2 separate regions of the Mus musculus genome follow, and region 2 is linked to region 1. Evidence: chromatin loops called from intact Hi-C (ENCODE). Cell type or tissue: left cerebral cortex. All regions are shown on one strand. Links, peaks and the distances in the headings refer to the core of each region. The heading gives the core; the rest is flanking DNA.

The links. A loop is a pair of places that touch in the nucleus more often than their neighbours do. Peaks named below come from ENCODE experiments on the same cell type or tissue, not always from the same donor. Only the 100,000 strongest peaks of a DNase experiment are listed, where the experiment ranks them.
Region 2: it touches region 1 in a loop (2.9-fold over the local background); 2 of 42 quality-filtered maps call a loop at or near these places.

The regions. Positions count from the first base shown.
Region 1 is chr11:33,699,329-33,702,241 of GRCm38, reverse strand. All of the region lies in intron 1 of Kcnip1 (Kv channel-interacting protein 1), which reads left to right. Among named protein-coding and RNA genes, the nearest start is that of Gm12119, 66 kb to the right of the region's middle. In left cerebral cortex, for the core only: no CTCF peak of the experiment used is centred there; a DNase peak (open chromatin) is centred at 1,240.
Region 2 is chr11:33,625,920-33,628,832 of GRCm38, reverse strand. No RefSeq gene overlaps it. Among named protein-coding and RNA genes, the nearest start is that of Gm12119, 7.3 kb to the left of the region's middle. In left cerebral cortex, for the core only: no CTCF peak of the experiment used is centred there; a DNase peak (open chromatin) is centred at 1,312.

The sequences.
Region 1 (2,913 bases), core at 103-2,602:
AACAGATCCTACTTGTCATATCCCCTCCCTGTCACAGCCCCTCCCTGTCCCAGCCCCGCCCCCTCACAGCCCCTCCCTGTCCCAAACCCTCCCCATCATAGCCCCTCCCTGTCACAGCCCCTCCCTGTCACAGTCCCTCCCTGTCAAAGCCCCTCCCTGTCACAGCCCCTCCCCCTCATAACCCCTCTCTGTCACAGCCCCTCCCCATCACAGCCCCTCCCTGTCACAGTCCCTCCCCCTTACAACCCCTCTCTGTCACAGCCCCTCTCTGTCACAGCCCCTCCCCATCACAGCCCCTCTCTGTCACAGCCCCTCTCTGTCACAGCCCCTCCCTGTCACAGTCCCTCCCTGTCAAAGCCCCTCCCTGTCTCAGCCCCTCCCTGTCATAGCCCCTCCCTGTCACAGCCCCTCCACATCACAGCCCCTTCCTGTCATAGCCTCTCCCTGTCAAAGCCCCTCCCCCTCACAGCCCCTCCCCCTCACAGCCCCTCCCTGTCACAGCCCCTCCCCCTCACAACCCCTCCCTGAGGTACCCTGTGTTTTGAAATGGACCAAGTAAAAAGGGGAAATAATTGCAAAAATGCTGGTGAATGTAGTGGTCAGGGTCTGAGAACAATGCTAAATTAACAGATGTTTTCTCCCAGGGCTGTGCATGTAGGTACAGTAAAGGTTTAGAGACACACACACAGAGAATAGGATGCTCCAGGAAGGACACCTATGGCCATCCTGAAACTAAAGGGCAGAACCCAGAGAGCATGCTCTGCAGGCCAGTGCTGCCCAGCAAGACCTGAGGCCTCCAGTAGCACCCTGTTGTTTATTGCTCACACCCCAACAGGGAGGAAGCCAGAGAGCAATACTCTGCTAGATCTTGCCAGAGCTTCCCAGAGACTACACCCCCTTAGAACAGTGGTTTTTAATACTGTGACCCTTTAATACAATTCCTCATGTTGTGGTGACCCTCAGCCATAAAATGATTTCATTGCTACTTCATAACTACGAATTTGCTACTGTTGTGAATCAAAATGTAGATATCTGATATGCAGGATATCTGATATGTGACCCCTGTGAAAGGATCATTCGACCTCTAGAGAGGTCAGACCTACAGGCTGAGAATGACTGCCTTAGAAGCAGAGGATCAAACACACATTTCCCAAAACCCTCAGGGCTGGCAGGAGCTGAGAAGAAAGCTTAGCTGCACTTGCCAAAGCTTTGAGGCTTCCGTTCTCTGTGTGGGCGGGGTGATATGTGGGCTCAGCATCACAACACTGAGACAGGAATTCCAGTGCTAGCATCACTCAAGGATGGAGCTGCACTTCTCACATACACACATTTAACACCTCTCAAATACAGGCAAGCAGCTGACGCCATTCACTTTTTAACCCAAAGAAGAGCCACCTGGTAAGCCACATCCTCTCAAGGGGACTTCCCAGCGTTGTCATCCTTTATGTCTGCATGGTAACAATGACCTGTGTATGTCAAGAGTCTCTCAGGAGCCTGACAAGAAACAGACAGAATCCAAGGTGGATAGCTTGCAGTGATTCTGGACAAAGGTGTGGGCAGTTGTGGAAGGACACAGAGGAGAGTGCAGGACCCAGGCCTTACATGAACACCATGTGTGGTCACCAGGAGATTGAGGGACAGGGAACCAAAATCCTGTTGCACAGGAGACTGAGAAAATCTCCCTCTCTTTCTCCCAGTTTCTGTAGAAAGAGATCTCCTGAAAGCTCCCAGGAGTCTTAGTTGTTTGAAATTTCAAAGCTTTATTGAAGTGAGAGCAGTGAACACTCACAATTCAGGGAGCATTTTGCCTTTTATCCAGAACTGACTGTGAACAAACTTCTGGCCACTCTTGTCCTGTGTTCAGAACTTTGGAACTTTGATCCTTAGAGAAACTTTGTCCTGTTACATCACTTGTGTCTTATCTTTCTTCATTTCCTAAAGACACCCTGGACTTTTTCTTGGCCTCTTGGGACTTCCAAGTTTAAATGATCACAGCTTCTCTCTCTCTGTCTGTCTCTCTGGCTCTCTCTGTGTCTCTCTCCCCTTTCTGCTCTCTGTCTGTCTCTTTCCTCTTCTCTTCTCTTCTCTTCTCTTCTCTTCTCTTCTCTTCTCTTCTCTTCTCCTTTCCCCTCCCCTCCCCTCTCCTCCCTCCCCTCCCCTTCTCAGCTCCCCTTCTCCCCTCCCCTCCCCTCCCCTCCCCTTCTCTCTCTCTCTCTCTCTCTCTCTCTCTCTCTCTCTCTCTCTCTCTCTCTCTCTCTCTAGCTGTTTACTCAAGCTGAGTTCATTCATTCCTTACCATGATTCACAGAAGTGGTTGCAAGAAAATACCAAACACACACACACACATATGTATATATATGCTCATATCAAAATGTCTCTGCTCTCAAAAAAGTGTGCACATCACTGACATGAAGGAATACTGGATTCTGTTGTCTCAAGGAGTCAGTGTGTGTCGTGGAGAGAATAAATACAGCCTTCAGAATCCCAGACACAGTCCAAAACCACTGGTTGTAACACCATGTTTCTGAAATTTGATCATGTTTCTCATTGATTTCCATCCTGAAATTGGAAGTCTTTGCCCTCAAGACATAATAAAAGCCATTGGAAAGAAAATAGGAAAGCTCCACCCCTTAATATTTAAAGGAGAATGATTTTTATACAAAATACTCATTCGTCTGCTTAAAAGTAAATTACATTGTGGTGCCAGTTGGGTTGAGACCAGAACACTTTTGATTTATGGCTTCTGGAAGGAAAGGCCTAACTAATGAGATTTGCTCTTCTCTTCAGCCTAGACTAGCTGGGTGGCAGCTAAAGACCCCAGGCAAGGGGAGCATGTTGCTAGTGTCTGCCATGTCCCTGCCCTACTGCTAGTGTCCTGTACATACCCAAATTTCAGACCCATGTCTGACGCCT
Region 2 (2,913 bases), core at 146-2,645, 73 kb after region 1:
TCCGGGCTTAGTGACATGTTGTGACACCAAGGACACTGGCCCTATCTCAAGCTTGTCCTCCTGAATCACCCAAAATGGTCACCATTTGCCAGTCAACTGTGGAGTAGATGCTGTGGCTACCTTATCCATATAACCATCCCTCAGCACTCACCAACACTGTGCAGGTGGGTTCAGCTGCTACCAACTGCAAGTGCTAAGACTTTGGTGGAGGGGTCTCTGGCACAGATTTACTCTGGTCACAAACGTCCCACTCTGCCTGTGGGCAGAGCAGGATGGAATGTGTAGGTCATCAGAGTATCTTGGGAAGTAATGGATTAATACCCCATATCCTTCCCCTCTCGGTGAGGGATCTTGGAGGTCTCCTTTGTGTCCTAGCATCCTCAACAACACTGCCCTCAATTTCCCACAGTAGTAACCTACAACCAGCCAGATGGATATATGTCCTGCTTTCATGAGCCTTATACTCTAGTGCGAGGAAACAAATAACAAAATTACTTTCACTGAGGATAATAAGGGTGTGTCATAATAGAAGTGAACCTGGATACATTATACAAGGTAGTAAATTATGTGTCTCTGAAGAGCAGATAGCTCAACTTAATGTTACCTCTCACTAAGAAATTCTCTCTGCATATATTTTAAGTCTTGCTATGGCTTGGACATATCCCCGACGCACACCAAAAAATCCTATGCTGGTACTGTGGTCTTGTTACTCAAGTATGGGATGGTGTTAGAGCATTTAAGATGCAGAAGTACTACAAGACAACTAGGCACTAGTTGTGCTGTCCTTGGAAGGAATTTAGGTACTTCTCAATGGATTAATACCCCATATTAGTTACTTCTCAATACTGGCTTGTTATAAAAGAGCAAACTTGTCTGCTCCCTTGTGTTCTGACTTCTTACCATGTGATCTTTGTCTTACTATGTCTTGCTATGTCTTACTATGTGATCGTTCCAGTCACAATGCCACCTGCCATTGCAGGCTCACTTTAGAAAGTGAACCAAAGGGGCTAGCCAACTTGGTACTTGCAACCTTCAAAATCGTAACCTAACAAAACCTCTTTGCTATAAGAAGGAGCTAGCCTTCAAGATTTTGTTTCAGTAACAGAAAGCATGCCCTCACAAGCTCCTTAACAGCCCTGTTGTCCTAGGAATCTGTTTTGGAGATGAAAAGATGGTTTCCAGAAATATTGAGGCATCTGCTAACATAGCTGGAAGTAGGCTTAGCCAACCTACAATATCCATAGCAGTTTTATTTCTGGGAGAAGCTGCAGCTCAGTCTTAGCTTTAGTGGCGCACAAACACCAGAAGGAGTTGGAAAGCAGCTGCCATGAAAGCGACAAGTAAAAACAGCCATAAAAAGTCCATGGGTCCTAACCAAATCACTCTTTCTCTTCGGGAAATAAAGCCAAGAACCAGTGTTAAGACAGCCATATGATTTCTTGGAGAAGCTCACTGGCAGATCAAAACAAGCTCTGTACTCTAGTCTAAAACTTGGAGTTGAGGATACTCTGATGGCAGCCAAACCCACTGAGTGGGACTTTGAAGACCCATAAAATGCTGGAGAGATGACTTCACTCCAGTTCTATGGATGAAACACATGGAAGTATGCCAGACCAACCAACTGTTACCTCCCATGCCGCTGGCTGCAAGGATTGGCTTAGGAATAGACTGAAAACAGGAACCAGTTTCAATACCAGCGGTGTTAAGGCTTTTGAGCACAATAATGCAATGAAGTTGTTCATTTATCTGCAGGACAATGTAAAATACACAGTCCACACTTACATATTTTATTTTCTGCAAGGTCAACATATGTTCCTGACACAAAGGCAGAGAGATGAAGAGAAGTAGACTCTTTGTTTGTTTGTTTGTTTGTTGTTTGTTTGTTTGTTTCATATTTGAGACAGGATCTCACTGTGTCCTCTGGCTAGCCTAGAACTTGCTATGTAGTCCAGTCTGACCTCAAACTTATAAGGATCCACCTGCCTCTGCCTCCCACATGCAGAATGAACCACCACACTCTGTGAGGAGTTGACTCTTGATGTTGCTACCTCTGGCTTCATCTGTAGCTACATGAAGCTCTATTGTGTTTTGGGAGACGTGCATCAACAAATACCAATAACTTCCTTCTTCATTGCTTTAGGAAGTTTACTTGGATCTTCTGTGATCCACATCTTGTCATATGCCATGTGTAATGGTTAGTTTTAACTGTCAATGAAATACAATCTAGGATCACCTGAAAAAGAATCTCAGTGAGTTATCGTATAGATCAGGTTGGTCCATGGGCTGATTTATAGGAGATTATCTTGATTACATTGAGGTGGGAAAGCCTGCTCACTATGAGTGATGTCATTCCCTAAGCAGGCAATCTTGAACTGTGTAAGAGTGGAGGCAGGGAGATGAATCTGTTCTTTGCTCTCAGATCATGGATGTGATCTGAGCAGCTCCCTCAAACTTCTGCTGCTCTGCTTTCCCTGCTATGATGGACTATAAGATGGACCCATGTGCTAAAATAAACTCCTTTCTTCTTAAAATAAACTCCTTTCTTCCTAAGTTTCTTTCCTTGGGGTATTTTGTCACAGCAGCTAGAAAAGAAGAAACTAGGACATCATTTTACTACTTCAGATAACACACGAAACAAAAACTCACAGCAACACAGTGGGATGGAAGTCAAGCTGAGCAGAGAAAGCTTAGTGTCACATCTCCCACACCACTCTGCTGTTCACTTTGAACTCGGATTATAAAAGTACAAGTCACGTACTGAGTAGTTACTGCATGCTAAATAGTTCACCTCCTAAGTTCATACTATTCTATCCTTATCACTTTGGGGTTGGCTGTATAATTATCCCTGTGGTATAATCAGGAAGCCATGGCACAGAGATTACATATGCCACGTGTACATGTAACAGAGCTTAC